5 separate regions of the Mus musculus genome follow, and all the other regions are linked to region 3. Evidence: chromatin loops called from intact Hi-C (ENCODE). Cell type or tissue: left cerebral cortex. All regions are shown on one strand. Each heading gives the region's core, and the rest is flanking DNA. Links, peaks and the distances in the headings are about the cores only.

Evidence for each region. Peaks named below come from ENCODE experiments on the same cell type or tissue, not always from the same donor. Only the 100,000 strongest peaks of a DNase experiment are listed, where the experiment ranks them.
Region 1: it touches region 3 in a loop (3-fold over the local background); 10 of 42 quality-filtered maps call a loop at or near these places.
Region 2: it touches region 3 in a loop (2.4-fold over the local background); 3 of 42 quality-filtered maps call a loop at or near these places.
Region 4: it touches region 3 in a loop (2.2-fold over the local background); 5 of 42 quality-filtered maps call a loop at or near these places.
Region 5: it touches region 3 in a loop (2.4-fold over the local background); 2 of 42 quality-filtered maps call a loop at or near these places.

Annotation. Positions count from the first base shown.
Region 1 is chr8:36,181,094-36,187,499 of GRCm38, forward strand. No RefSeq gene overlaps it. Among named protein-coding and RNA genes, the nearest start is that of Gm35520, 4.2 kb to the right of the region's middle. In left cerebral cortex, for the core only: a CTCF peak has its summit at 3,292; a DNase peak (open chromatin) is centred at 3,162.
Region 2 is chr8:35,930,256-35,936,661 of GRCm38, forward strand. No RefSeq gene overlaps it. Among named protein-coding and RNA genes, the nearest start is that of 5430403N17Rik, 51 kb to the left of the region's middle. In left cerebral cortex, for the core only: no CTCF peak of the experiment used is centred there; DNase peaks (open chromatin) are centred at 3,452, 3,721, 4,033 and 4,265; H3K27ac peaks cover 1,746 bases.
Region 3 is chr8:36,012,304-36,018,709 of GRCm38, forward strand. No RefSeq gene overlaps it. Among named protein-coding and RNA genes, the nearest start is that of Gm39163, 51 kb to the right of the region's middle. In left cerebral cortex, for the core only: a CTCF peak has its summit at 2,869; a DNase peak (open chromatin) is centred at 2,781; H3K27ac peaks cover 233 bases.
Region 4 is chr8:35,857,626-35,864,031 of GRCm38, forward strand. No RefSeq gene overlaps it. Among named protein-coding and RNA genes, the nearest start is that of 5430403N17Rik, 22 kb to the right of the region's middle. In left cerebral cortex, for the core only: a CTCF peak has its summit at 2,790 (motif pointing right); DNase peaks (open chromatin) are centred at 2,792, 3,771 and 4,151.
Region 5 is chr8:35,877,546-35,883,951 of GRCm38, forward strand. 5430403N17Rik (RIKEN cDNA 5430403N17 gene) reads right to left here and starts at 5,412. Exons shown (of 3, transcript NR_046181.1): 1 at 5,308-5,412. In left cerebral cortex, for the core only: no CTCF peak of the experiment used is centred there; DNase peaks (open chromatin) are centred at 3,256 and 5,392.

The sequences.
Region 1 (6,406 bases), core at 586-5,585, 170 kb after region 3:
CCCAAGTGCTGGGATTAAAGGCATGTTCCACCACTGCCCAGTGACATCAGCCAAACTTATATTAAGAACACCAACGTCAATAGTAATTTTAATGGATTTTTAACGGGGCTTTCAAAGTGCTTAAACATGTGTCAATGAAGTATACCTGGATGGAAGATTCTTTCCAAGACAAGGTGCATATTAAATATCCTTACCTTGAGAGAAACTTCAGTGACTACCACAAACAGTCATCAGCGGACCCCATACCCATGTCCTGTGAGACCTAGAGCATCTTGTTAGGATTACTTGACTGCTTTGGTCTTCCTTCTCATTCTTTCTCTTTCTGTAGCCTGGACACGGTTAGCCTATTTTTACTAGGAAACAGCTTCTGGATGCAACAAAGATCTGACGGAAGCAAAATGGATCTTAGAAGACTCTTGTAGAACAAGTAGGAGATGGGCAGAAAACTGAGGCAACTTGCCTATAGAAAAGCCACAAAAGGCTGTCTTAGTTAGGCTTTCTATGGGTATGAAGAGACACCATGACAGTGGCAGCTTTTATAAAGGAAAACATTTCATTGGGGGCTCTGGGATGGTTTGTATATGCTTGACCTGGGGAGAGGCACTTAGAGGGTGTGGCCCTGTTGAAGTAGGTATGGCCTTGTTGGAGTAGGTATGCCACTGTGGGTGTGGGCTTTAACACCCTCATCCTAGCTGCCTGGAAGTCAGTATTCTGCTAGTAGCCTTCAGATGAAGATCTCCTCCACCATGCCTGACTGGATGCTGCCATGTTCCTGCCTCGATGATGATGGACTGAACCTCTGAACCTGTAAGCCAGCCCCAGTTGAATGTTGTTCTGTATAAGAGTTGCCTTGGTCATGCTGTCTGTTCACAGCAGTAAAACCCTAACTAAGACACTGGGTCTGACTTGAGCAAATGAAACCTCAAAGCCCATCCGAAGTGATACACTTCCTCCCATAAGGCCAGACTTCCTAACAGTGGTGCTTCCTGTGAGCCTCGGGGTGCCATTTTCATTCAAAACACCCCAGAGGTGTATAAAGACTTTCTTGGGCAGACCAACATGTTCTCTGTGCATACAGATAGCCAACCAGATCTAACATAGGCGAGACCCAAACTTTTTCATATGCCTAGAACCTGAGCATGGTGAGAATCCCACCTGAGAACCTGTCACAGCGCTGTTCCTCCTCGGTGACAAGCTTAGTTTGAACGAAGAAAGATCTTGCCTGGAAGAAAAGGCAAGGCGTGGCTCTCTCTGTGCTACTCATGGTTGTGGTGGGACTAGGGGAAAGTAGAAGAGATTCTGCGAAATGTTCTAACCACAAGGGTATCAAAAATAGAATGTTTGCTGTATGTGTGACTTGAAAACCACAGGTTGAAATTTGACGCTCTTAGCTGATAGGTTCCTTTGGGTGGTCTCGTTCCCAGGTTACTTGGAGATTGATCAGCCTCTAAATCCAACTTCCCTCCCAGGTAAGAAGGAAGACATAGGCCACTGAGCGGAAGATCCAGCAGAACCATGGCGGTAGCGTGTTGTACAGAGAGGTGGTAGATATTGGAGTTATGCCTAATCCATTTAAAGGGAAAGTACAGTGGTTTGGGAGGATGGCAGCGAAGGGGAGGCTATGAGTGCTGGCTGGATTGATTTAAGGAAGAGCCAAGTGAGAGCCCAGTGTGGTGTTGCATGCCTTTACAGTGAAAGGCAGGCTGACCTCTGTGGGCTTGATCTACACCGGGAGTTCGAGGTCAGCCAGGTCTACAGAGAAAGACAGAGAGAGGGAGAGAGAGAGAGAGAGGGGGAGAGAGAGAGAGAGAGAGGGAGAGAGAGAGAGAGAGACACAGACTCAGTGACTGGATATGTATTCTGTGAAGACAGAGTTGTTGGGAGTATACTGATGGTAACACAGAGAACCATGGAGACATCCCTGTCCCTGAGAAATATGGGGAACAGAGAAAAATCAGTCTAACAGTCTCGATATACTTGAAGGAATCCTGGCACATTGGAGTAGGAGAGGAACCTCTGAGTCCAGGGCTCTGCACATCTTGATTGATGGACAAAGCCTGCCCTTCCCATGATGCTTCCCTAGCTTAGCCCCACCTCCATACAAGAGTGAGGTCCTGCAGCCTCAGGGACACCTCTGGAGAACTTGGTTCTAGTTAAAGACAGCTAACTATCTTATATTGAGCGTGGAATGCCACTTCAGTCCTGGTCAGATAATTTCTTCTGTTAAACGAGAACATTTAGACCTGTACATGTTAGGTGATATTTAGAGCTTCTTCATCTTCAAATATCTGGAAGCTAAATTGCAAATTAAAAATACAGCCTTGGTCACTTAAATGATTTTGTACCAGAGTTTGAAGCTAGGGCATTACACATGCCAAGTAAATATTCTACCACCGATCTATACCTCCAAACCCATGTTAATCTTTTATTTTGAGGCAGTCTTGTTTGATATGAGTTCACTCTGTAGCCCAGGCAGGCCTTGACCTTGTGATCCTTCCTGCCTCTTGATCTCAAGATGTGTGATGACAGTTCTGTGGCACCAGGTCCAGGTAGAACGTTTTGAAAAGAAAATAGCTTTTGAGTTGTAACATTGTTAGGAAAAATGTTTAAAGTGGGGGGGGGGAGAGGAGGAAAGGGGAAGAGGGAGGGGGAAATGAGGAAGAGGGGGAGAGGGAGGGAGGGAGGGAGAGAGAGAGAAATATGGGGAGGAGGGAGGAAAGGGGAAGAGGGGGAGAGGGAGGGGGAAATGGGGAAGAAGGGGAGAGGGAGGGAGAGAAGAGAGAAGGGAGGGAGGGAGAAAGAGAGAGAGGGGGAGGGAGGAGAGAGGGGGGAGGGAGGGAGAGGGGGAGAGGGAGGGGGAGAGAGAGAGAGAGAGAGAGAGAGAGGCGCGGGTGGTGAGGTGTGTTCACTGTTTAGCCTTGACTGTCCTGTAACTCACTAGTAGACCAGACTGGCTTTGAACTAGGAGATCCACCTGCCTCTGCCTCCTGCCCACATGCTGGAATTAAATATGGGTGCCTCCATGCCCTGCCTTTGCCTGGACTTTTAAATATCTTAATCTCCATCACACACGGGATACACCACATTTCCTTTTCAACCCTGGCAGCAGTCTTTCTCACACTCCCTCGCATACTTGAGTCACCTGTGGGGGTTACAGAGCAGCTCTGACTCAGCAGACCAGGGCAGGGCTGGAGAGTCTCTGGCCCCACCAGGCAGAGTACGCATGCACCAGTCTGCGCCCACGCTCCTGCAGCCTGCTCGCTCTGCAGTGTCAGTAGACCTCTGGTGGCCACATTCGAAATGTGCATTGTTACACTCGATTTTTTTTTCTTTTTTCTTCTGAAAATATTAAATGCTATGTCTCCCCAAAGCCAGCAACTCTACCAGTCTTGTTATTGGCAAAGCAAACAGGGTTTGTTGATTTGAACTCTAACTACCACAGTATTGAAACAGCCAATGTAACATTAGTTTGGACTCTTGATTTAGGTTTTGGTGTCACTCCAGAGAGGCCACATAGCCAGTTAGTGATCATCAAAGAAGGGGCACGCTTAGTCTACATAAATATTAAAGTGAATGTACTTTCTATAAAAGAATACAGGAAAGCAGTCCAGTAGAAGGCTTTATGTGGAGTAATGAATGACTTAAAAGGGCCTTCTTTATTAGTATTGAAAAAGAAAACCTCAGTCTTTTAATTTGACTCACCTTCTCCTGCCAGGGGTTGCCTTAAGTTGTATTTCTTATTAGGTGTTCTCTAATTTAGCCCTTCTATGAAGCAGACTAACCTGCTCTTTAATTAGAAAAATCGAGAGCAGTTTTATAGTAATTTTAAATTTCTGGGTTTTTTTTTTTTTTGGCTAATTTCCATCTATGCTACTGAAACAGAAAACAGAAACGCTGTCCACAGTTCAGATGAGATGTGTCTATCAGCATCCGAGAGACTCCGTTTTAAGAAACACTGCATTTTTTTCCTGTTTTTCTTCTAGCTGCAAACATTTTTTTTTTAATTTCGAATGTCAATAGACATATTTCCTGGTCCTGCCATGTACTTAGATAAATGTTCCAGAAGCCAACTCAGTTTTTTTTTTCCCAAATAACCAGAAAATGACTATCACTCTAGAGTGGGAACATCTGGCCCAAGAATGTTCACGATCTCTTAGCCCCAGGGCAATCCAACTGAAAACTTGTAAATTAACATCAATCTTAACTTGACTTTGATGGAAACTTCTCGTTTTATGCTTGAGCCGACTCAGCAGAACACAGTCCCCTGCAGATGCCGGGCATCAGTGCATTTGCTCATAGAAACTTCCTTGAGTGGAGAAATGTCCAGTGCTCTTGCGTAGGGCACATCAAGTGAGATCCCAGGGTGCTTTGCGATTTTTGCTGACTTTTCATAATCTTAGTAAAGTGTGTTGCTAAGGTTTCAAAGACGGGTGCTAAAATGAGTTTTCTTTTTTAAATTAATTTATTGATTTGTTTATTTACATTCCACACACTGCCCTTCTCCCAGCCCCCCAGAGTCCCTCCCTCTATCCCACCTCCCCTTTGCCTCTGAGATGGTGCCCCCCCCCATATCTCCCTACTCTGATGCATCAAATCCCTGCAGGATTAGGCACATCCTCTCCCATGAGGCCAGACAAGGCAGCCCTCTGCTACGTATGTGCCTGGGGCTTTGGTCCAGCCAGCCCTTGTATGCTCTTTGGTGGATGGCTCAGTTAGAAGTTTTATATGCTTATTTAAAACTCCTTTTCAGCCTTATAAAATAACCTGGCACTTATGAGAACTGTCTGTACAGTCCAATTCAAATGTTTCTGGTTGGAATTACAGTAGGAAAGGTTTTTCTTAGCACAGGTTTAATGAGATACATAATAAATGGTTAGGTATAGCTATTTCTACATCCATAGAGTCTATAAAGTCACACATGCCTTTATATGAATCTGTGAATCAGGGATCTGCCTGTGGTCGGTGGATTTAACCAGACTTTACCTGGGAAGAAACCCTGAAGCCACTAGTTTATCCACACTAAGCCTTTCATTGTATAGCAAAATGTCTGCAGGACGGGCTACTGTGCCTACAGGCAGGGTTTGCTTAATGTTTGACTTTTTCATTACAATGTGATATAAGGAAGAACGGAGCCTCAATAGACGCCTTTCCAAATAAAGAGCTCTTTATAGTTAGTTAGACTGCACTTTAAATTTCAACTTAAGGCTGAAGATAAAAGTTGGATCTAGAATGTTTGTCCCGTGGTCGCTAAAGCCCTCTGCTTGACACCCTCCATTGGAAACAAAAGAGTTCTCTCTCTGATAATTCTAATCCCCCCTCCATTCATGTCTTTCATCTTGGGGAGTTCCATTGCGTGAAGGAGCCAACATAAAGGTAATTATCCAAGTGAATGTTCAAGACAGAGTTGAAAGTCGAAGCGCCCCTTGCCACGTCTTAGCCACGTCTTAGCGACACAGCAGAGATTCAGTATTAAAATAAAGACGTAGCTCACTACCAAAAGCATGCACTTCAGACAGAAATCTGAATACTCAGGCTTTCTCATATGTGTGATAGCACCCTAACAACACACATACACACACACACACACACACACAGTATGACAAGACACAGAAAACATTTGACATTTCTAAACATTTTGGAATCCATGAATTCAGACATTAATAAGGCCAGAGACATAAACCAGGCCCCTCTGAGACTGGGGTGGGGGAGATCTCTTCTTTCAGAAAGGAGTGGCTCACACCAGTCTGGGATTCTTACACCCCAAATATTAAACCTTGCACTTTGGTTTGTTATAGTTACTGATGTCTTTAAAAAAAATCAGAAATATATTTAATATACACCTTGCACCTAATGTGGGTTCTAGTAAATTCTCCCATGGCCTGGAATCACTTTCATCAGATTGCGGGTCCTCCTACTTGGAGCTCAGCAGTTTTCCCACGGTAGAGGGATGGGAGATGTGACTGTGGATTCTAGAATCGTCTCTGGGACGTAGCCCAGGTGCATACTCAGCCTGTGGTTTGGGTGGGGCAGAGAAATGAGGCATCAATTGCCGCGAGTTGGGCAATGTACAGACAGGCAAATACTGAAAGTCAAGTCCCCAAGGAATGCAGAGCCGCAGCCAGAATAAACATTGCAAAACTGGGTCAGCAACTCAGGGGCCCAAACAGAACACTAAGGTAAAGAGTCCAAATGGGTTAGCAAAACAACGAAGGGAATGGCTGAGCGATGCTCTCCACAAGGAGCCAGAGACAGCTCTCTGAGGTCAGCTGACTGCATTTAGAACTAATATAGATCCAGAGTAATGTCAGCCCCACCTATGACCCACAGGATCTCCCTAGATCCACCTGATAGAGCGCTCCCAGGAGGACCAGAGCTTGCATTTCTAAGGTAGAATGTTCCATTGTCA
Region 2 (6,406 bases), core at 980-5,979, 82 kb before region 3:
TGTTCCAGGAGTTGCCCTCTGACTTTTGTACAATACTTGGGAATTACTTTAACCTCTTTGTGAACCTGTCCCATCTCTAAAGGGAGGTAATAGACTTGCCTTCATGCAACACTTTTGAAAAAGCTGTAAGACACCCGGAAGGGAGGCACGCTTTGGTTTAGAGAACTAATTCATCCTTTGTCCTTTCACCAGTGTTTAGATAACTGGCTGAGATAAACAATGCTGTTGAGTCCCCTTGAGTGGGTGCTTAGTCGTTTTCAGTTAAACAAGACATAAGTATTCCAAGAATGTGTTCCCTGTACTTCTGAAAACCTTTCTTCCTTGTTGGGATGTCTCAGATGACACCTAATAGGGAAGACTGCCCTTGGGACTGAAACTTGGAACCACCCACAAATTTAATTATTCTCTCTCAAATGTACGAGGAGCTTTTCTCCTCTGCATGCTTCTGGCATGATATAGAGTTCTTTCTGGCTCCTGAGATCTGTATCCATCAGTGTCTGGTGACCTCTGATGCTACAGTGGGCTCTGTGGGTGGTTCTACCTGCCACCTATGACTCCACTTTGAACACCTTTTCTAGTTTCATTTCTGTTGCTGGGATGAAATACCTAGACAAAAGCAACTTAGGGGAGAAGAAGGTTTCTTTTGACTTACAACTCCAAATGGTAGTCCATCATTGGGGAAATAGAGGCAGGAGCTTGAGCGGCTAGTCATACGACATCCATAGTCAAGAGCAAAAAGAGAATACACCCACTCATGCTGGCTTGTTTACTCTTTGCTAGCTTTCTCTTTTCTTATATTGTTCAGAACCCCCTGTCTGGAGAATGGTGCCACCCACAGTGGTCTGCATCCTCATATGTCAATAAGCTATCAAGACAGCCTCAGACATACCCACAATCAAGGCTGGTCTAGGTAATTCCTCATTAAGAATCTCCTCCCAGCCGGGCGTGGTGGGGCACGCCTTTAATCCCAGCACTTGGAAGGCAGAGGCAGGTGAATTTCTGAGTTCGAGGCCAGCCTGGTCTACAGAATGAGTTCCAGGACAGCCAAGGCTACACAGAGAAACCCTGTCTTGAAAAAACAAGACAAAACAAAACAAAACAAAACAACAAAAAACAAAACAACAAAAAACAAAAAACAAAAAAACAAACCTCCTCCTAGGAGATTGTGTCAAGCTGACATTAAAACTAACTAGAACAAGACTTTACAACTAATTTCATTTTAAAATAGTCTAACAGGGCTCGTCATTATCTTCCTTTTCCATCCTTTTATATTTTCATCTGTTTCAGGGAATTCTTAAAGGCTGATCATTCCCTTTCTTTCAACCGACATTTTCAACCAGTTGGGAAGTCATATAATATACGCGAAGATCCTGTTCTTCTTATCCCAACACCACTCTCCTATTTGCCCTTATCATCTCCCCTTTGAACTATTGCTGCTTACATTATACTGTATGCCAGGCTCTATCCTGGGAACTTAGGATATAAATAGTGACAAGATACACAGAAACCTCTGTCTTAAGTTTAATTCCAAGTGGATGGGAAAAGCCAATAATGAAAACATAACTAATACCTGAATTACACACACACACACACACACACACACACACACACACACACACACACACACAATCTCCATGTTACTGTGACCAAAATAACTAACAAAACTTTGAGTGGGAAAAGCACCATTTTAAGAGTGTCAATTTTTAAGCCAAGAAAAGGCTACTGAGTCAAATAGTATACACAATAGTGACCAGGAAGCAGAGAATAGGGTTTAGGCAAGATTTAGCTAAGGGTATGGCCCCAGTGACCTGCTTCCTTCAGCTAAATGTTGTCTCCTAATTTCCCTACCTTCCAATAGTGCCATCTTATTATAAATCCATCTAAACAGTTATTGGTCCTCTAAGTCAGAGTCCTCAGGATCCAATCATCTCTGGAAACACCCTCACAGACACAACCAGAGGTGGATTTCCCTCATCTCCTAGGCATGTATCAATTTGATCAGGTTGATGGTCATGGACAATTATCGATCTCAAATCATGGATGTTGGCAGAGACTATGATTTCGAACATGAGGGCTAGAATATACCTCTCGTTGAGAAGATAACACTCACAGAGGCACAGACACTTAGAACCGACCCCATGTCTTAGGAGGTTGAGGTGTGACAATCACCAATTCCAAGTTGCTGGTTTGCAGGTGCATTCAAGAAACATCAAGGAGAGAGAGAGAGAGAGAGAGAGAGAGAGAGAGAGAGAGAGAGAGAGAGAGAGAGAGAAGTTTCTGACGAGATAGCTTGACCCTGTCACCTGTCACTCTTTGCTTACAGCTCTCACACCAGGATCAGCTCCCTATCCCTACCCACTTTAGCCACAGTCCATTCATTTGGTACAGGAAGTCTTTCTTTCTACGATGTAGCCTATCTAGCTATCTTTCCATTGGCCTACGGGTGCTGCCCAGCAACCTACTGGATAATGGTTGTGCATCTTTGATAACGCTGGTTTAGTATTTATCTGTCTTTCTTGGACCATGCCCTGTTTCTTCTGACACCCCTTTCTCTGCTGATTGGCTCAGTGTCTAGTCTACCTTCGGTCTCTTCTCGAAGGTGAAGTAAATGTCTTCTATGCATGCCCAACTTCTCCCTCAGACGCTAGTCTAACCATCTTCAGACCATGCCCACCTGTGTCAACCTCTTCCTCCCACTTCAGGATTATCATGATAGTAAGATAATCAGTGTTGGTTGCTCCCATTGAAAAACCTAGGCTGTGTCTGCATAAATCTAAATTAAGTCCGGTGCCGGGTCCTCAGGTCTCCCCACTATAGCAATTAATATTGGAAAGTCAAATGAGGTTGGTGAGACTGGTAGCTACAGACCCTCTCAGTCTTTCTTCAGGTTTTCTGTAGATCTTCAGGTAATCCAGGCCCCATGCACACCTGCCGCCTCATGTTCTCTGAGGATTCTCATCTGTTTCACAGCCTTTTCTCTCCAGAACATAAGAAAACAGGAGCCCAAACTGGCCACAATGGTGCAAATCTGTAATCCCGGCATTGGGAGGCCTAGACAGGAGAACTGGCTTGTGCTTGTGGCCAGCCAGCAATACAGTATGACCTTGTCAAAGCACACCAGCATTTCATTAGGGGGATGCAGTTGACTGCCCTGTGCCAGGAGGTGACCAACGGACGAATGTCCTCGTGGTTAATGTAATGCCAGGTTTCCTTAGAGGACAAAGACTGATAGAAACAGATGGGGCCATTTTGTAAGCTTTCTATTCAAAGAAAATCAGAGAGAGAGAAGAGGCAGGGGGCTGAGAGGCGTATGCTAACAGAATGGAGCAGGTGTAAGAATTATGAAATAGCCTCTCAGAAGTAGAATTGCCCCCACAATGGAATAAAGCACCCCCCCATGCTGCATTACATTATCTGCTTAGCTGTCACATCAGGGGATCTGGGACCACAGCCAGGTGTAGCCAGGCACAGCCTGGGCAGCTGAACCATGCCAAGATAATTTGCTGAAAGACAATGGCATCCCAGCCAGCCAGTCCTGTGCCTGTGCTTAGGAGAGCCACAGTACTGTGCTACATCAGATTCAGCTTGGCAACCTCACGTTCTTCTGAGGGGCAAAGGGTGGGGGAGAGCCAGGGGAGAGGAGCTGCCAGGCGCAGTGGGCTGGGCTTTAAAACATCTCAAACGCCCGTGCCTTTCTATGTCTTTGGTAAATTTCCTTTCATTAGTGTTGTTAAACCTCAGACAGCCTGGAATCGTCTCCTTTCCAACTCAGCCATCTGTTCCCCTCTTGTCGACGATTGTGACCACACATTAAATAAGAAAAAGGCTTACTGTCAGAAAAAGGGTTTTCTTTAAAAAAAATACAATGGGGGAGAAAATACATGGAAATGAGCTTTTCAGAGGTGATCAATAGCAAGAGGTGGGGCTTTCTGAAGCAGGACCCAGGAACGTGCATTGGGAATTTCTTAGTGAATAGATAGAATAGTAAGCTTTTTGGCCAGCGTATTACGACACAGTAAATATGTATGGTTAAACTTCTTTTCTATACAAGGGACGGGGCTGGATGCTGCGCTGTTGTCTAAATATGAGGTGTCCCCCCAATTGCATTGTGGGTTGAACATTTGGTCTCAGTGCAAAGCTTAGAGATGGAGCTTTGGAGATGTGTTTGGACCATGGGGTTCCTGTCTTAATCAGTCCACTGATGGACTCACAGTTTGATCCCATTATTGGGAGGTGGTAGAAGCTAGGAATTGGAGGATAACAGTCACTGGAAGAATTCCACTGAAGGATCGATCTTATGCCCGCCCACACTGTTCTTCACTCTCTGCTTCCTGCTGGCTATAGAATAAGATTTGCTGTACCGTGTTCCCAGGGTGATGTTCTAGCTCCTAGCAGCAGTGGATCTAGCCACGGGCTGACACCTCCAAACCCTGGGCTAAAATGAGCCTTCCCTTCCTTCTTTGTTAGGAATAATCCTTAAATTTGTTAAAAGGTTCAGATTTTCTTTTATTTTTATGTGTATGCATGTGCTTGTTTGAGTTCTTATTGACCAAGCGTGTGCAAGTATATGGGGAGGGCACTGGATCCCCTAGGACTGGAGTCACAGGCAGTTGTAAATTGTCATGCGGGTGCTGGGAACTCTACCTCAGTCCTTTGCAAGAGCAGTTAGCACTCTTAAGTACCGAGACACCTCCTCAGCCCATGTTTCCAATAATTCTTTATAGTATGAAAAACATAACCAAAGAATTAAAAAATATTTAAGAATAGTGACTAGAGTCAGAGAAAGAAAATTATGAATCTACAGAGACAATAACTCATAAAATGGAAGGCATGGGACCACTGTAGCCTGGGAGTTCCAGAATCATTGTGAAAAAAAGGTCAATTTGAGGACTGGGGGATGAAAGGAGGGAAAGCCACATTAATAAGATCACAATGACCCACTGAGTGCAAACAACTGCCAAGTTCTTTCACATCCAGCTGGATCCCTTCCATGGTCTGGGCATCCTTCACCCCACAAACCAATTCAGTAAATCAATCTGCACATTTCACCTCAGCATAGAACTCACATTAGCTTTCTTTAACTTCTTTCTTCTTATAACGAAAGAGAATTTTTGTACAATTGCAACCATTAGCTGCATCTTGGACCAAGACTCTTAAGACCAGCCATTGTCTTCATGTGTCCCAGGTTCTAGTTGTCCTCTGTCTATCGTCTAGCTGGGTAACATTTTCCCTGTAGGAGGGCGTCCAGCTCTGAGCCTGGAATTCCAGATCTGAGAGATCCTGTGACCATGGTCTATCATTTTATGAGCACTCTTCTAATTATTAATGCAGCCTAATATTGCTTTAGTGCCCATGATGCACTGCAATAAGTAGCTAACTTGTGATATAACAACATAGTGAAGATGAGGATGATAATGATAATGATGAATCTCCACTTAAACTTCCCACTGAAACAACTGCCCATTGCCTGACTGCCCGTCACGGACTGGGGTGGGGACTCAGATGGGGAGGCAACGGCATTCTGATTAAGGAGAAGTAAAGGCACTCTTGATAGAGAGACTTTGAATTAGGTAGGGCTGTTCATCGACTGGGTGAAAACTGAATATCAAATGTATTTTGACAGAAGAGTGAGTTTAAGCAGTTTTGTGTGTGTGTGTGTGTGTGTGTGTGTGTGTGTGTGTGTATGTGTGTGTGTGTGATGGATTGAGAGCTGAACAGAACACAGAAACAGAGCCATGCACATTAAATATATGCTAAAGAATTCTGCTCTAGTAAATGGAACAAATATGAACTATCCAATATGTGGTGTTATTGAATTTGATTATCCATTTGGCGTTGTTTGAATCTGGGATTTGATGCCACCTATCTACCACTGTGTATCAAAATAGGTCTGGAATATACAATTATAAAGCAACTTGAGAATTCTCCTTTTAAAAGACCTAAGATCCAAAAGACAGAGCAAGATTCAGTAGTGTGTGCGTGTGCTTTTAATGAGTTCAGTTTTATTTTTTTCTGAGAAGAGCAGAGAGGAGGTGTTTGAGAACTCTGAAATGTGATTGAATAAACAAATGGCTGAATAACTAGATGCCAAAGGGCCAGTACTCGAAAAGATTTAGCTTTTGGGCTCCATGTGGGTGAGTAAGGACCAATGAAGAGGCCTTGAGAGGACCAGCCATAGGAGCCTCCATCCTGTGGACATGTGACAAGGGAAATTATTTTGGTTCCATGTACTGTCTAGTTCAGTGGTTCTCAACCTGTGGGTCATAACCTCTTTGTGTCAATTTGTAACAATGGAAACCGATCCTGAATGTCAGATATTTACATTACTATTCACAATAGTAGCAAAATTACAGTTATGAAGTAGCAATGGAAGTAAGTTTATGGTTGGGGGGTCACCACGGCATGA
Region 3 (6,406 bases), core at 490-5,489:
AGGAGAATTCCTTCTGTGCACCGCAGGTAACATGCTGAAAACGAGGAAGACATAGAGGGGGAAAAAGAATAGATAATAACAAGAATAATAACAAGTCTTCAGATATTCTTGGAGGTCCAAAAATATCTGAAGCCTACCCTGGACTTTATACAGGGTCAGTATGTTCCTCTACTTGGATGAGCCATTTGAATCAGGTTTCAGGCCCTGGATACTAAAGAATTCTGCGTTTTCTTACAAAATGACTGTGTAGGTCTAGATATTCTCCTCCATTGGCAGATCCTTCTGTGTGCTCTGCTCACTGTGTCTGTTGGAGGACCATAAGCATCCCTAAAGGCTTTGTGGGACTCTTGGAAGGCAGTAGGCACTGTAGGAGATCCTAGGCAGAAGAAAGTTACTGGTTCCTGCAAAATGACCTTGAAAGATGTCTTGGGGTCCTGGCCCTTCTGTCCCCGTCCTCTCCCCCTGCTTCTTCTCCCTCCCCTCTTCTCCTCATCCCTACCCTCACACACAACCCCCACCCCCATCTCCTCAAACAGCATTAGAAAAGCAGTTTTGTTTTACATGGGCACCTTGCCCTGGTGCCTGTGGTAGCACAAGTCCAAAATCAATGGAGTCAAAAGACCACAGCCTGAGAGCTCAGTAACCATGAGCCAACATCAATCTGTCCTCTTATTGGCTTGTTTGGTTTTAACTGTTCTGAGCATCAAATCCAGAGCCACAGGCACGCAAAGCAAGGTCTGTTTTAGCTGATAGACATCCCCCAGCCCATTCCTCCCTTCACATGGATCTTGGATAGCTTTGTCACAGCACAGAGCTACTGTAATATCTAAATGGTACTTTTGACTTTAATTTTAGCTAGAAATGTTTTAGAGTTCTTGAACTTCAGTTAAATTTAATTTTTTTATTTTTCTGCTCTTTAATCTTAATTCTATTGTGTGTGTGAGTGGTAAATGTGACCCATCTAATTTGTGATTGCCTGGGAACTTCAGAATTTACTTACTTACTATGTTTAAACAAACAAAAAGAAGAAGACAACTAAAATAATTTGTGTACTTAAAATTATGCACTTATATCTGTACCCTTTTATATTTAAATAATATCCTATGGCTGATAATTATGACCAGTAGATTAAGTGTATTAACTGTGCCTTTTGCATTCTATATACCTATTTCAGTTGGCAATAAATTTGCATATTTTCCTTTGTGCTGTGCCATCTTTATTTACATAGCTCAGGTGACATATTGGCAGCCTGTAGATTCCTGTTAGGATTTCCTAGACTGCTGCATCTTTTCACAATGAAATATGCCTTTTATTTTCTTCTTTCCCCTTGGATTCCATTTTGCCTGACATTAATGCTACACTTGAGGGGTTTTGTTAGCATGCGATTTCTCAATCTTCTTAAGCCTGCTTTGCCATGATTATAACTCTAGTAAGAAGGATGCTGCAGCTCCGGGCTGATGGGACTTTCTCCCGTGTATCAGTATTCATCAGATGAATGGAATCCACTTACTGCCATTACTGCTATGCTTAATTTTTAAAAGTAGAAATGAAATAGAATCCATTGATGGTATAACTCTGCTCAAGAACCGTTCTGGTCTCTTGAAGATTTTTTTTTTCTGTTAGTTCTGTCCATTCCCTTCTTTTGATAGATGCTACACTTTGGGGATCCAGTCTCGAAAACTTTTACTCCCCTGTCTGTCTGCCTATCATTTCAGACAATAGCTCTGTTCTCCAGCCTATCGTGCCTAACATCTGCCAGTTCTTTTAGCACACCTTTTGAATAATTATGGTTTTAATTTCCAAAACCTCCCATCGTCATGCTTTCAAGCTGTTTTATTGGCTCCAGGAGTATGTGGTCTCCTGTTCCCTCTGAAAACAATCTTCATGCTGCCATTTCCCCGGCTGTGCTTCTGTTGTGCCCCTTGCTCTCCCTGGTTTCATCTGCTCCAGTTTGTTGTGAATTAGGGTATGGCTTGCTGACAGACTCTGTGTGACCTGAGTTTTGTGTTCATGTCTGTCTGTGTTTGAGGCTCTCTCTCTTGCCTGATTGGAAGTGCTGTATTTTAACTTGTTCCAGAGATGCAATGAAGAGGCAGGGTGTGTAATGAAGATGCTGGACTGATTAGCAAGGGGTATGCTGAGGGTGGTCCATACACACTCAACTGTGAGGTGCCATTAGGAGCTAAAGTAGCACCCGCAGTGGAGAAGCGGTCACGCCCATTATCTCATGGCGCCCAGTCTCCATCCTGTGTTCCCTGCATCCCTTGGGATCTGAGAATACCCTTGAGGCACACCTGTAAGGGAAAATAGAATAGACTTTTTCTCTCAGCATTTCCGCTGCCTGAATTCTATTTCATTGTTTTCCATTTCATTTTGTTTTTTATCTCATTTTTCAAACCGGGAGGCTCAGAAGAGTCTGCAAGTTCCAGGTTCTTCCCAGAGTCATTAAATTAAGAACCGATCGGGGGGTTTTTGTGACCTAAGTTTCAGAAAGGCCCAGTTTTTTATATATTGCATATATTAAAACATCTACACTTCAAATTTGCTGAACACTGTCCCTTTAAAAAGCAAGAAAACATTTTCCCATTTGAAGTGAGACGTTTCCTGGAATCATCCTGATCACTGCATTGCATTCCACAGGGCTTATAATTAATAGTCAAAGCAGCACCTGCTCCAAATCTTAATTGCTTTTCTCACCATGAAAACTGCTGCTGGAGGAGCTGGTGAATTGATTTGTACTATACAACTCGGCTTGCAAACTTGGCTTTGGAATTCAGAAGGCAGAAAATTGAGCACGGCATTGGAATTTTTCCCAGAGAAATACGTAACCGTTAACTGTCTCAGATACTCCGTGCAGTCAGTACCTGCTGGTGAACCCAGGAAGGTGAGAATTGCTTGTATCTAGCACTATTATCTGCTGTCCAGTCCAGCATGTGTGTTTGGTGATCGTACGTATGATCCCTCGCCCTGAGGGATTAAAAGGGTACCTGTGACTTAACTGAAAACAGTAGAAACATTCTAGAATCCAAGAACCCAACTCAGCAGTCACCACCTACAAGGCCCTGAATGTTCTAATCCCCTGAGGTTCCCTATGTTGACAATTCTAACCCTTTATGTGAGGGCACAAAGGGATCTGACCCTTACAAGATAATGATGTCACCAATAGGACCCATGACCTCATAAGAGGAGGCTGGAGAGCTAGTTCGCTGTTTGCCTCCAGGTGAGGGCATGAGAAGATGACAGAATGGAGCCCTCACCAGAACTGGACCACACTTTCGGCTTCCAGAACTGACAAAATAAAGTTTCTGTTGCATCCGTCTCTGGTACTTCATTGTGCTGGCCCAAGGTGATGCACAGCCCAAAGTTTTCTTGTAGTCATGTCCTCTGTCACTTTAATTTTAGAGAGCTCTTTTTTCTATACTGAGTGGTGTAAGTGGTGTGAGGCTTTGAGCTCACCTGTACCAGGAAGAACTGTGCATGTGGGCCCATCAACTCCCCTTCTTTGGACTTCAGCTTTCTTTGCCTACAAAAGCTGGTGCAGATTCAACCACCAAAAAACGCCGGGCCTGCTCCCACAAGCGGTGGTGGCGGCAGATTCAAGATGCTGTGGATAAAATCTATTTTGGAAAAAATGTTTATAAAAATGCCAAGTTTACATATTGCACTGTATTTTTTAAAATAAATTTTATTACTTAAACACACACACACACACACAGAGGCACACCAATACCAAATAGCATGTATTTGTTTTTGAGGGGAAAAAATGTGAAAGAAAATAGAGTGTAGGAAATTAAGATTTTTTTTCAGTTCTGCTGTGGTTACAGCCTTCAGTACTTAATCAATTGCACTTTAAATGTCCCAGAGGAGGGAAGAAACTTAAGAGAAGCATAAAATGAATTATTTTTTAATGGGCACTTGATTTGTTAGCTCAATTTTTCGTGTAATGAATTTAATCTAAAATGGGACTCAGGGCTATTTCCTGTAACACACTCATTTATTCATGTGGGCGGCCTTTCTCCAGTTCTCGTGGTTCCAGACTACTTCTTACATTTTAAGTCAGGCCTCTCTACATTGCAATGACTGTTGCCCGTGTGGTTTGGTACAAGTTCACCCTTGCTGAGTACAAGGCCCACTGTTCTGTGGCTGGTTCAGCACTCTGTGTTTACTGATTCTAGATTGCGGAAACACGGATCAGGAAACAGCGCGGTTTCCGGCCCAGTGTCTGACTGATCTACATTGCCATCGCATGGCACGCCTCTTCTCCAGGGGGCATGCTTTCAAACATGGCTTCCGTCCAAGTGGCGAACGTACTCCCTTTTCCCTCGGCTCTTAGATGGGGGAGTCACAGAGGCTTGAATAGGGAGCAGACAGCTCACCCAATGCTGGAAAAAAAATAAAAGTGTGAGGGTCATTTGGACTATGCACTTCATTAAATGACCAAATGAAGCCATTAGATTCAAAGAAGACCAGAGAGGGCTGAGAGCTCCTGGGTCATACCGCAGCCCGGGTCTTCCTGTGGGCCTGACATTCCCTCTGAACACGCGGGCCCATGATTAGATGCCCTAAAGGATCTGTCATCATAAAATGAACGCAAGCTCATTAATTCAGTGACAGTCTTCAGGCTCCCAGTTCAGTTCCCCCATGTTAATGAAACCCCCGCACACAAGCTGACAGGAGTGTGGAAATTAGCTGTCATATTTACGGTTTGCCACAACCTTTCCCTCTGAGAGTTTTAACAGAGTGACAGGGATTTCCCAGTAGTCTGCTACTTTTTATTTCTCTGGGTTTATTTGAGATGTCAGTAAAGACAAGATGTAAGGTTTTTAAAAAAAAAATGTGTACTTTAACAAGAGAACAGTTATTTGATGCCCCCAAAATGTCTCCTCTTGAATAAAACGGAGGTCGCGTGCTGCATGGTCTCCTTATTCATAAGCAGGTTAGACCAAAGCTTATGGATTAGGGTGGATGTGGTGCCAAATGCCTGGAATCCCAGAATTTGACATGTGGAAGCAGGAGGATTGCTGTAAATTCAAGGCCAACCTGATGTAACTAGCAAATGGTATGCAGCCAGACCTACATAAAAGCAAGGCTGTGCCTCAAACAAACAAACAAAAAACCAAACCCATAACCAAGCAAACAAAAAACATAACAATTAGAGCAAATACTTGATGCTCAAACATAAACCACCCTCCAAAATTATTAAATATATTCACCATATCATATGGGCATGTATACCACAAATATGGATGCATTTTATATAACCCTCTACATTTTTAGATAACCATGTTATATAAAATTATATGGTTTTCAGACTCAGTTTACTTGCTTCATGTATATTTTAAAAAATAATCTGAGGTGAATAATTTATTTCTATAACAATATAAAGTATGCTTATACCTTTTAAAAAGGTTTATTTTTATTTTTTGAGTGGGTGTGTTTGTGTACGTATACATGCATGCATGCAATATTTTGAAGTACACAATTAATTATTGTCAAACAGTTTTCCCACTCTGCTTGGATGAGCAAACACAACAGTGGTTTCTACCTGTGTATTTGTTTCTCTTAGGCATTTATATTTTTAATAGTGTTGAGCATAATGTGTTAAAGAAGAGGGTCTAAGTCAAGGTGATATTATCCTCCCATAGGCGCTTGGCCTGGAGGCAGATTGGTTGTCAGAGCATAAGAAGGGAGGTGCTGCTGGGGAATGAGAGGCCATCACTATGTGCTCTGCCAGGAAGCACAGTGCAGCCTCCTCGACAAATAACTGAAAAGATCAACTGTGTCACAGTCAGGAACCCTGTGATGGACCCCAGCATGACTGAAAGCACGAGGCTAGAGAAATCCCCGGGCTGACGGTCTCAGTAGACGTCAGTGCTCTTCTGGAGGTCGGACTCTTGCTTGTGAAAGCTGGAAACACACCTCTTCCTAGACTTCTTGATCCGTGGAGAGACGCTTCAGTGACTTGAATGAAGGTGTGTCACCCGGTGGCTCCACAGTGGAAGCTTCTCCCTGCCCTGCCCTGCCCTGCCCTGCCCTGCCCACTCTCTACATGTGCATCTTTTCCCTCTTCTACTCTTTGACTACACATTTTCCATCCTGAGTCCTGTACCATCCCTCCTAAACCACCTTTATCTCATTCAGTATCACTCTCTTAAATACTAGTTACTGGGACTCACCAATAACCTCTATCTGCGAGATAGAGAACTCAAGACTGCTCCTTAATGCAGACAGCTTTAAATTAAGGAACTTTAATGGCAGGAGCTGATAACAACTGTGCCCACTCCCCTCCTCACCCCACCCCCAACATTCACAGAGAGATGCATATTTCCAAATGGCTGCCTCCTCTTTCCTGTGTGCCATTAGAAGAAACGCATAGCGTATCCCCTTTGAAGTCTTTTCATTACTA
Region 4 (6,406 bases), core at 695-5,694, 150 kb before region 3:
CTATAAGCTGGAGCTCTGCAGTGTGGTTCCTGCCTGGTCTTTCTGGCTCTATCTCCTGAACTGAAGCAGTACTTCATTACTTTGAATGCCCAGATAGCTTTGTGTGACTTGACTTTCTTTGTTTGTTTGCTGTTTGGTATCCACCCATGCTGGCTAATTTTATTTCAACTCGACACAGTCAAGAGTCCTCTGAGAATGGAGGGAACCCCAGTTGAGGAAATGCTGTATGATCACGCTGCACCTCATTTTCTTAATTAGTTAGTGTGGGGGAGGGGAGGGCCCATTCCATTGTGGGTAAGATCATCACTAGGCTGGATGTCCTGGGTTTTATAAAAAAGCAGGCTGAGAAACCCATAGAGAGAAAGCTAATAAGCAGCACCCTTCCATGGCCTCTGCATTCAGGTTCCTGCCCTGCTTGACGGCCTTCTCCGACTTCCTTTTGTGATAGACCATGAGAGTTCAAGTGTAAGACAGATAAACCCTTTGCCCTACAACTTGCTTTTGGTCACAGTGTGTGTCATCACAGCAATAGCAACCGGAAGGCAGAAGTTGGGATCAGCATAGTGGGATAATGTGAGACACCTGGCCATGTTGCTTAGGGGGGGATTGTGGAAGGATTTTTGAAACTTTGGGCTAGAGAAGCCCAGAGTATTGAGATCTCCGTGGGATGTTCTATAGGATCTTGGAAGATAAGAGTGTTGAAAGCAGTGCAGATGATGGAGGCCTGGCTTGTGACGTTTCAGAGGGAAGCAAAGATTCTACCAGGCCTTATGTGTTAAGAATCTGTGGTTCTGGTCAGATGAAGCTGAAGAATTCTCTGTGATTAACAAAAGACCAAAACCACTAAAGACAAACCTTTACTTTGCTGGGACAGTGGATGCTGGTAGGCTGGGGCCAAAGAATCAGCCATGATTAGGAAGAGGCCAGCATCGTTGAGGTGAAATCTGGGAAGTGTGTCCTTAGAGTCATCACATGCCAGCTGTATTCAGAGGCAGCCAAGGTTCTGCCTTGTACTGACAGCCAAGTTTGGGCATGGATGAGAGTCACCCCGGTGGTACTGGGTAGTCATGAGGGGGCCACAGAGAACAGGTGAGGCTTGCTTGGCACTGAGTCCAGGAGAGGCCATTGGTGAAAGTGCAGCCTCAGTGGCAGGCGAAAGCCTAGGAATGAAGAGACCATGAAGAAAAGTTGAAGCGTTGCAACATTAAGAAAGTCCAGGAGAGGCTGTTGGTTGCAGTAGAAGACCCCAGCATTTTGGAGATGCCAGTATCATGGGATGACCACCAAGAAGAGCAGCCATGGGTCCTGGCCAAGCTTACAAGATAAGCCATGTGTGCTACAGAGGGCAGAGCTGAAGAAGTGACCCAAGGCCCTGGGAGAAGCCCAGGATGTTGTGAGTGAATCCCAGATACTGCACATTGAATTATTTATACTGTTGGAGTACGGCTTAGCTTTGCTTAGATTGTGACTGTGTGCTATTTTTTCCCTCTTGAAGTAAGAAAGTATTTAGCTTATTTTATAGGAGTCCACAGTTAAGAGACTGTTCTTAGACAAGATTTTAGATTTAAAAGTGACCTTGGGGAGCTGGAGAGATGGCTCAGTGGTTAAGAGCACTGACTGCTCTTCCAGAGGTCCAGAGTTCAATTCCCAGCAACCACATGGTGGTTTACAATCACCTGTACTGGGATCTGATGCCTTCTTCTGATGTGTCTGAAGACAGCTACAATGTACTCATATAAATAAAAGTTTTATATATATATATATGTGTGTGTGTGTGTGTGTGTGTGTGTGTGTGTGTATGTATAAAGGAGACATTGAATTTTACAGAGATAGCTCTTAAAGTGTTTGAATTGGTAAAGACTGTGAAAATTTAAGTTTGTAACATGTTTTATGTTCGTGATGTTTATCTATCTGAGATCTTGGGGATGAACCACAAAATGGAAGGGTTGTGTCTTAAAAGCATTGTGTGTCAATTGACAAAGGGCCAATTGTGTTGCCTAATTTTATGTCAACTTGACACAGATGAGCGTCACCTGAGAGGAGGAAACCCCAGTTGGAAAAAACGCCTCCATCAGATCAGCCTGTAGAGCAAGTTCTTAATGACTGATGTGGAAGGACCCAGTCCATTGTGGGTGGTACCTTCCCTAGGCAGGCGGTCCTGAGTTCTATGAGAAAGCAGGCTGAGCAAGCCCTGGGGAGAGAGCCAGTAAGCAGTCCCCCTTCATGTCCGCTCCATCAGCTCCTGCCTCCGTGTTCCAGCCCTACCTGACTTCCTGACTTCCTCTAGTGATGCGGAAGTGTAAGCCAAATTAACCCGTTCCTGCCCAGGTTGCTTTTAGTCGTGTTGTTCCATCGTTGCATTAGTGACCCTAACTGAGACACCACCTAAACACACCTTGCATCAACAGTAACTGGGTTATAGATGGCTCTAGAACATGTGACAGGAAAGCGGGAGTGAGGCGTTGCTCAGCATTACCCGGTGGATGCCTGTGCAGTTCTGTTACTGGCTTTAGGTGAAAGGTATTATCGCTTACATCTCAGGACCCAAGCTGTTTGTGGCCACCGGGCAATAGAGGGTTTGTGAGGTTTCGTGGAGAGTCCGACCGGGCTAGATGCTTAACCTTAGACTCCGGGTCCGCTCAGCTTCCCTGGTATCCTTTTGGGCTTTCTGACCTGTCTTCATCACTATCATCAAGTAAGTTTCGGTTGCCTTCTTCAACCTACTACTTCCTGTAAGGCCCACAAGGGCTTTTTATGAAATTCCTTGGTGGTGTTATTCTTTCATCTGCCAGCAGGTGTCAGCACATCTCAGGGAGTAAAATACCCTGTACCTGGCTGGGTACCTGTTCTTTTGTTAACTAAATTTGGGTGGAAAGAGGTGGGAAATCGTGAAGAAAATTATCACAGCACCAGCATCAGAGTGCCCGGGCTGCTGTTAAGAGGCAGCTTCGTCTCCTCAAATCCTTTCAGAGCTTGAGATATGTATACCAGGGACAACTGTCATTTTGGCTGCTGAAATAATTCATACTCAGGACCATAGGTTATTTACATGTAAAAATGAGGATGGCTGTATAAGTACCTCACAGAAGGAAGTGTGAGGAAGCAGACTTACAAAAGTCAGCCATGTACCTCAAAGCACAGAGCGGTAGGTGCTTTGCTGGGGCGACAGGTCACTTAATAATTAGCATTTTGATTGACTGCCATGAATGGAGCTGGTCAGTTAGGGTCCAAGAAGATACATAGAGGAAACCCTTGCTAGGTTATAGGAAGTCCTCCCACCCCCACCCCCACCCCCTGCCCCTGCCCCAGGTTCCTCTGAGAAAAGACTCCTTTGGAGCGTCCTGGGACAATCTTTACTGGGGTGACCCAAAATACAGACAGAAGCTGGAGAACCAGCAGAAGTTTGTAATGGTTTGTTCCCTACAATATATGTCTTGCTTTGGAGAGAGAGGAAGGAGGGGAGAGAAGGAGTAGGAGGAAGATGAGAAGGGATGGAAGGGGATGAAGAGAGGAAAGGGGAAGGAGAGGAGAGAGCTCTTTCAAAGGTGTCTGTTGGGGTTAGGGCAGTGGGATGTAATTTCCAGTAGAGGCAGGGGATCTGAAAGCCTCAGGTCTGTTCTGCCCCGCCCCCTCTTCAAGGATAGAGCTTGCTCACTGTTCTCTTCTACTGTTCTTGCTAGTGGGGGCATCGCTCCAGTCTCTGCCTCATGCCTGTTGGATCTTCCGCTGCCTCCTTCTTTTAAGGACAATGTGACAACATCCAGGGCATACCCAGGTAATCCAGTATAGTATGACCTTCATTTCCCAAGATCCTTTGCATAATGATCCCAACAAAGATGTTCTCGCACAGGTTTCACAGAATAGGACAGGGTGACTTTGGCAACTGTTGTTCAGCTCCAACAATGGGAACTGGAGGTTTTGATTTATTGCTAGACCTGGAACCAAAGGACAAGGAGGGAAATCACCTGAGAGATTCTGCCAGCATCTCTCCTTCTCTGCCAAACGGGGCATGTTCAGAGCCTTGCAAGAATCTTTTCAGCTCAGCAAGCATGGGATGGGAGAAGCATTGGAGATACGAAAGCCACTGCCATGGAACATGAAGCCTTCCAAAGAGGTGCACAAGATCTGCAAAACTGGAGAAGCATTTATGGCAGAGAACTGCAGTTACGGCAAAGATCCCTTGCAACTGCTTCATTCTGCCATGAGCAGAAAGCAGCTGCAGACAGCATGCGTGCCATGCCGTGGCTGTGGCTCCTCTCCAGCACAATTTCCCTGCATCACTTGCTAAGAAGGGTTTAAACCCATGCTGGCACCTCGGGGGGCAGGGGGGTGGGGGGGGAACAAACATCCCCCAAACTCTGAAAGAGCTATTATTTCCAATAAGTGCATCAAAAATGAATGTGCTATGGAACACAGATAAAAGGAAGCCTTGAACCATTGGGGCTGGGATCTAGTTACACTTATTTGTGTAGGAATGCTTTATCTACACATATGTGCAGAAGAGGCTGTCAGATGTCCCGGGACTGGAGTTATGGATGGCTGTGAGCAACTGTGTGGGTGTTGGGAATCAAACCCAGGTCCTCCACAAAAACAGTGCATGCTCTTAACCGCAGAGCCATCTCTCTAGCTCCTAATGATGGATTCCCTTGGAGAAGCAGATGTCAAGATGGAACTCTGTGTGTGCTAGAAAGACTGGAGGAAACGGTGCAGGAGAAAATGCTCTGATGTAGCTGTGACGCGGTAAAAGGTGAGGAGGAGGCAGTGTTGGAAGGCAGCTCTCAGTCTGCACAGCGGCACTAAGTCTCAGCCCGGCTGTCAGGAAGCCTCCGAGCAGTTGCCATCACAGGATCCCCACACGGAGCAGGAGTAGCCCGGCTTCCACATCCCTACCTGTTCAGTTGCTCACTGGGATCCCACCAGGGGAAAGATGACTCTGAATGAAAACCCCAGTGGGTCAAAGGTGTGGCAGGTGTTGACTACCCACCAGCCCTACTTCTTGTATTGGATTCCAGCATTTCCCAGTGATTCACATGAAGTGGGAATTTCTGGTTTCATGGGAGACCCAGTTGTGTCATGGGGTGTTTCTCTGGAGACAGACAGGTGTTTTTCAAGAAGCTGACTGGTGAAGCGAATGCTTGAGAGGGTACCCGATTTTGGAAGGAGTAGAGATATAACCCAACAGACAGTGGCTGATGCTCTGACATTGCTGGTCTTTGTTGGGCTTCACCTTTCTGCTCTGTACTGACAATGCTGTGGCATTGGTTCACCTCACTTTCTTCACTGATCTTTGTTTGTTGTGACTTCGCAGAGAAAGATGTACCAAAGGTGGTGGTCTGGTTGCTTCTAGCTGCGTCCATGGACTTGGGCCCATTGGCAGAGTCTTGCCGTTTCTTCTGGACTGAGCAGCCATTGTTGGTTTCTGAGTGGTGATTGCCATGTGGACTGGACTGCAGCTGCTCGCTGCTGGTTCAAGTTGGTCTTTTGCTAGTGGACTGGACAACTGACAATTGCTGTGCTTTATAAAAAGAAAAAGAAAAGAAGGATATGTTTGGTTGGGGGCGCAATGTGGTGTAGGGGAAGGGGGTGCCTCTGCAGACCCGTGCTGAGGCATTCCTACCCCCTGAGGGACCAGCCACAGGACAATATAGAATAGAACTTATTCAGGGAGAGGAGTTGAGAGAAAGGCAGAGACAGACAGAGAGACAGACAGACACAGAGACAGAACCACATGGAGAGAGGGGGAAGGGAATGGAGAGAGAAGGTGAGAAACAAGAGCAAGAGCCAGCACAAGAGAGCGAGGAGGGGACAAGCAGTCCCTTTTATGAGTCAGGCACATCTGGCTGTTGCCAGGTAACTGTGGGGCGGAGCCTAGATGAAATGCCAACAACAATGAAGATAGAAATGGCTCCAAAGAATTATTTCTAAACAGGTCCACAATCCCTGTTTCCAATTCACCTCTCTCTTCCACTACCTCTGGTGGGTGGTGGGTTTAAAAGGGAGATTAAAGAATTTGAGAACCCTTACTAAAGTAGGTTTTGAAAAACATAAGCCTACATGCACATTCTTTCTAATAGGGTTCACCTAATTATCTGATCACTTATTCAAAAATGTATCAAAGGGCTGGACATAGGCCATTCAGTAAAGTGGCTGCTGTGTAGGGGTGAGACCCTGCATTCAGACCTCCAGCAATCATGTAAAAGCGGGCATTGGCTACAGTGCATTTGTAACCCCAGAACCAGGGGGAAGCAAAGGTGGGCGGATCCCTCTGGCTCCTGGGCCAGCAAGCCTAGATGGATGGAGGATATCCAGTTTCAGTGAGAAACCCTGACTCAAAAAACAAGGTGGGGAGCGACCACGGAAGAAACCCAGCATCCAGCTCTGGCTTCCATATGCACACACATGTGAA
Region 5 (6,406 bases), core at 718-5,717, 130 kb before region 3:
TTATTTTATTTTGTTTTTAATTTCAAAGGTAGGACCTATTCATTATACAAAACTTAAGAATGCACACAAGGATTTTACGGAGGAATTCACACCCTAATAACTTAAAATTAAGAGATAAAAAGCATTTTGGAGAATTTTAGCATTTACTTGTAATTGAATATCCTGCTTTCCCCTCTCAGCAGTCATTTGGAGGGCATTTTTCCAAGGACACTGCAACATCTGCAGAATCAGGTCCTTTTTTTAAAGGAAAGCAGCTGACTCACATTTGGCAGCATGGGTAATCTGTAAACTCTTTGAACATTTCCTAATCCCAGGAATTATGGATTTTTCCCATCCTATTATGTACAAGAAAAGCTTCAATGGTTGCAATTGTGTGCCTATTGTGCATGTGTGTGACTGCATGAGATTCTAGAAGGGCAGTCATCGGAGCAGGGCTGCTAAATTCATTCTCTGTGTGCGTCTATAACCTAGCGGGCACAGCACCACACTAGGAGGGCTATCAATGAGCAGTGGGTGGGTATCTTTGTGTGAGTTTTCAGTATCACACATGTATAGCTTTGTGGTGTCTCTGTGTTTGTGTGTGTAGCGCCTGTGTGCGTGTCTCTGTGTGTTTGTGTAGGGTATCTCTGTGTTTGTGTATGGTATCTACTTATTTGTGTTGTCTGTGTTATGTTTGTATTGTTTGTGTGTTCCTGTGTGAAGTATCTTTATGCTTATGTATAGCATCTTTGTGTGTGGTGTCTGTGTTTGTGTGTGTGGTGTCTGTGTTTGTGTGTGTGGTGTCTGTGTTTGTGTGCATGGTATCATATGGAGGTGCAAATGTGAAGAAGGCACTAGCCTCGGGTCCCTTGAAATTGGATAGTCCCCCAGTCAAATATATGCATAAAAGAATATTGTATAATTGGGGAAGACATTTGAAGCCAACCTCAGCTTACATACTCATGCACATATGTGCACATACACATGAATATGCACATACAAATGTACACACAAGAAGAGGCAGCCATTTACACATGGAGAACTCCGTATAAAGACTAGGTTCATGCTGACTTGAACTAAATAACTTCTGGAGTCCTCTGGGTAACAGGCCTGGTTAAGGCCCTTCTATAACACCTCCAGAGGAAGCAGGACTCTGTCAAGACCTTGACCCCAGACCCCAGGCCTCTAGAATTATGAGAGAATAAATTTCTGTGGTTTTGACCAGCCAGATTTTGCTGTTTTGTTACAGAAGTTTGATGATCGCTATACATTCACCTTCTCCCAGGAGCTCAGAAAGTTTGTAGATCCTTGAAGGGTTCTATTCTCTTGGTGCATCTTCTTTTTGTCACAGCTGTTTTATAGATAGGGAAAGCAGGTCCCAGATAGATTAAATAATTTATTGGAAAATAATTCTTTATGAAGTTATGTGGAAGGGCAAATAAATGCTAACTCTGGCAATTGGTGGGATGGTTTATATATGCTTGGCCCAGAGAGTAGCACTATTTGGAGGTGTAGCCTTGTTGGAATAGGTGTGTCACTGTGGGTGTGGGTTTTAAGACCCCCATCCTAGCTGCCTGAAAGCCAATATTCTGCTAGCAGCCTTCAGATGAAGATGTAGAACTCTCAGTTCTGCCTGCACCATGCCTACCTGGATGTTGCCATGTTCCCACCTTGATGATAATGGACTGAACCTCTGAACCTGTAAGCCAGCCTCGATTAAATGTTGTCCTTTATAAGAGTTGCATTGGTCATGGTGTCTGTTTACAGCAGTAAAACCCTAACTAAGACAATTGGTAAATTGACTATCATAGCTAATGGTCTGGAAGCCTTCGGGTTCTAGAGGCAGAATGGCCATATCTGAGGAGCTGCTTATAGGCTGTTGAATGATACACAATGCTGTCTTCCACTATAATATTGAAATTGACAATTTAAAAAAATTATTTATTTACTTTACATCTCTAGCAAAACTTCCTCTCTTCTCTCCTTCCAGTCTTTCCTCTCCCCCCCGCCCCCTCCGTGCCCTCTCCTCCTCCTCAGAAAAGGTGAGGCCTCCCATGGATATTGACCCTCCTCAGAATATCAAGTTGCAGTAGGACCGGGCAAATCTATCATGGCCATTAGGGGAAAGGGACACAAAAGCAGTAAACAGAGTCAGAGACAGCCCCTGCTCCTGACATTAGGCGTGTCACAGGAAGACCAGACCGAGATACACAAATGTTACATCTGTGCCCAAGGGCCTAGGTCTCTCCCATGCATGCTCTTGATTGGAGGTTCATTATCTGTGGGCTCCTATGGGCCCTTCTTAGTTGACTCTGTCAGTTTTCTTTAGTGTAATTGACCCCTCTGGCTTCCTCCATCTTTCCTTCCACTCTTCCATAGGATTCCTCAAGTTCCACCCAGTGTTTGGCTGTGGGTCTCTGCATCTGTTTCCATTAGCTGCTGGGTAAAGCTTCCTGACTGCAAGTATAGAAGAATATCATTAATGGTGTCGTGAGTGGACTCTCATGGGATGGCTCTCAAGCTGGGCCAATCTATGGTTGGCCATGTTTTCAATTTCTGCTTTATCTTTACTCTTGGATACCTTATAACCAGTACAAATTGTGGGTAGAAGATTTTTGTGGCTGGGTTAGTGTCCCAGATCCTCCATTGGAAGTCTTTCCTGTATTACAGGAGGTGGCTGTTTCAGGCTCCATATCCCCCACTGCTAGGAGTCTTAGCTAGGGTCACTCTTGTAGATTTCTGGGAGTTTCCATTGTCTTAGGTTTCTAGCTCATCCCAGGGATTCCTCCAACACCCTCCCCCCATTCCTCCTCTCTCTCTCCTCCCTACACGTAATCCTTCCTGTTTCCCTCCCCACCCAGTCCCCTCCATCCATCCATCCATCCCATGTTGAAATTAACCTTATTAAAACCTACTGACAAGAGAATGGTGAGGATACTAACCTACGTCTTTTATTTTCATGACATGAAATGCCAAAGTATGCTTTGAAAAACACTGTGTTCATAAGTTCTTATGTAAATGTCTAGACTGTAATGCCAAAGGTAAGCTTCCAAGACTCCACAAACAAGATGCAGGGTACGAAGGACAGACATGCCACCGGAGATCTGGCTTTGCTGTGTTGAAGGATTCAGGCTTAGGGAAGATGTCTTGGTAGCTCTGGATCTCATCTAAGTGATGACAAGATACACTTCGTGCCAAGATTCTACCGGAAGCATGTAAGAAGAGCATCACAAAGTGGCATTGACAAATCGGGCCGTCACGTAGGAAGAGGCAGCTCAGAATTCTAAGTCAGTGTGACACCTGAGTGTGCCCACTGCTATGCTCACATTCAAGTGGAGAAAGGGCTGGGTGGTGGGTGGCTCAGAAGAGTGGGATTTCTCGCTTTGGGAAGAGGACTGTCATAGTTACTGCCCTATTGCTGTGAAGAGACACCATGACGAAGGCAACTCTTAGAAAAGGAATCATTCAATTAGGGACTAGCTTACAGTTTCAGAGGTGTAGTCCTGTTATCATCATGGCAGCACACATGATGCTGGAGTAGTAGGCTGAGTGCTACATCCTGATCCATAGGCAGAGAGAGAGAGAGAGAGAGAGAGAGAGAGAGAGAGAGAGAGAGAGAACCACACCTTCTAATTCTCAAATAATACCACTGGTGATAACAGTACAAATACATGAGCTTATATTGGGGGGGGGGTGCTATTCTCATTCAAAGTACCAGAAAGACTGTGGAGAAGTCCCCTCCATGTTGCACATATTTTATTATTTGAAGACAGAACCCATTGGGGCTCTGTTATAGAGCTCTGTAACCTTCATCTTTCCTTTCTGGAGATGGTACCCTTTTTGAGAAAGCAAATATGAAGGGCTAAGACAGAAGGATATGAGGAAAGGGAGTTAGGGAACCTCAAAAAAGTGTAGATACTAAGCCCTTGATCCTTGCATTCATCAACCAAATCAACCAAATCAAAATTCCTGAGTGGATGGAGTCCTTGCCTAGCATGTGTGTGGTTCCAGGGTTTATTTCTCATTGCCCAAACTATTTACAACATTTCACACCTCTCTGTATTTTTCAATACCACACTACTGTTTGCTTCCAGCTGATGGCTTTCTCGGGTCTCCTTCATATCCAGGTTCTACTTATGAGTCTGGATGGAGAAGGAAGACATTGGTTTTGTCTACATATTGTGGGGGTGGGGAGAGAGGGAAGTTTCACTTGAGTATCATTTGGGGAGGAGGTGATATCAGATGTAGTGGCATTGCCTCATGGAACTTTCTCCACCTCACTGGAACCAGCACGGTGTGAATGGCCACCCATTAAAAGCTAGAGGAGGGACTGACCCCAGAGTGGAACTGTAAGGGAATCAGACCAGCACTGCCACACCCTCTCCTATTCCCCCAGGAAGATGTGGGAGGAAAAACCTGAACACAAAGGGTTGTGTGCACATCTGGGAGTTGGAAGGATGCTGGCTAGAGGCGGGGTGGAAGGAAGGTGAGGCAGCTGTGACTCACTCTGAAAGAATGGGGGTGTTGGAGCTTATACATTGTCAAGGACTAGAAAACGAACTCAGATGACCTTAGATTTAGCTAATGGGAACATTGATTTCCTTTATGAAATTCAGCCAAATACATTTAACTTCTACTTCAACATTGCCAGCAAGTATTTTTCAGTTCTTATCGTAAAGTCCGTTTTTCTTCCCCACTGGGTCACTGTTTGATTTCATACCCTAGGACATATTTTACATACCAAAGCAGACCTGGTGTCCATGTTCTCCCAGCATCCCTCAGTCCCTACATGGCATGCCCTGCTCCCAACCCGGAACTTTTCAGCCCAGTGACTGGGCTGCCCTTCTGTCAGAGGCTCTTCCCTATGTAATCCAGACATTTTGGTCTCTCCTTTCTCTCCTTCTCTTTCTCTGAGTTTTCTCTTCCCCCTCTGCTCTCTTTCCCTTTCCATGGTGACTTTTATGGCCTCAGTCATTGGGGCCAGTGAACACACCTGACAGCAGCTTTGCAATAAACCTGTGTTTGTGTATATATATATATATACACACACACACATCTAAATCTGACTTTAATTGGCTAATTTCACCAAAGGAGAAATAGCATGTCACTCGCCTTTGGAGTTTTTTAGCTGCCCCTTTAAAAAAACTTCATCCAGTGATAATGTCTTAATTCAACAAGGTACCCAGCTGTTAATTATACTGCTCATAAACATGTCTTCCTTTCCTTTTCAGAGAAATGAAGGGAAAATGATGACCATCCTCCTTCTAGAGTCAGCCTTATAGCACAGCTGTGTGCATTCCCCCTCGGGCCACCTGCCCCCAGGCTTACCTGTCCACCCAGCATTCAGCGAAGCCCAGTGTTACCATTGTCAGCAGCAGAAAGTTGGAAGAACTAACTCAGTTAACAACACAAAGGGAAAGCAGATTCTTTGTTAGCTCTCCTGGCTGTGTTGCATCATAATTACAGTTTTATGCAGCCTCCGAATTCTTTTTATTCCCCTTAGGCGACGACGGCGTGGAAAGCAAACGTTTCTTTCTTTTTTCTTTTCTTTTTTTTTTTTTTTTAATGTTTCAGTGTTAATACGTGTACAGACCCTGTGAGCTGACAATTATTAGCAAATAAAGAATAGTTTATTATCTAACCTAGTTATTGTGGTCATATTTCATATCACAACAGGACAGTTTCACTGTCCTTCTTCCAAGGAGGCTGTAGGGGAAAAAAAAAACCCACATCTCGGTAGTTTGAGAGATGGGATGCAGTGAGCGTCCCTGGCTGCCTGCCATTTCCCTTCTCCTGCTCCCATCCACCCCCCACCCTAATGAATATTCAGCCTGCATCCTTCCACCGGGAGCCTGAATTGGATGCTTCCTGTTTTTCTTACCAAAGATTGACTGTTGTCCTGGGGGAAAGGGATTGTTTATGAGGATTTGCAGCTGGGAAGTCCTGTTTGTTTATTTATTTATTTATTTTAAAATTATGATCCTGACCCTGGAGACAACATATATTTCATAGTTTCCAGTAGTGCCTTGTGTGTTTGGACAGGTTGGTTACTGCTGTCTGCGCCTCCTTTTGTCATGGTGAGCAATTCAAAGGCAGGCAATGGCACTTATTAATTCCTTTCTTTAGGGTGCCTACCACAATGCTCAGATCAAAACAGAAGCTAAGTCAAATTTGTTAGATGAATAGGCATTCCTAAATCTTCTAGAAAGAGGCAATCTTAATCATCCAGCCATAAGGCTAAGAAAAGGGGAAGGTGAGATAATACTCGTGTGTGTGTGTGTGTGTGTGTGTGTGTGTGTGTGTGTGTGTGTGTGTCTGTGTGTCTCTGTGTGTGTGTGTGTGTCTGTGTGTGTGTGTGTCTCTGTGTGTGTGTGTGTGTCTGTGTGTGTGTGTTCTTTTCTTTCTGGCAAAGCTTTGAATACAATGG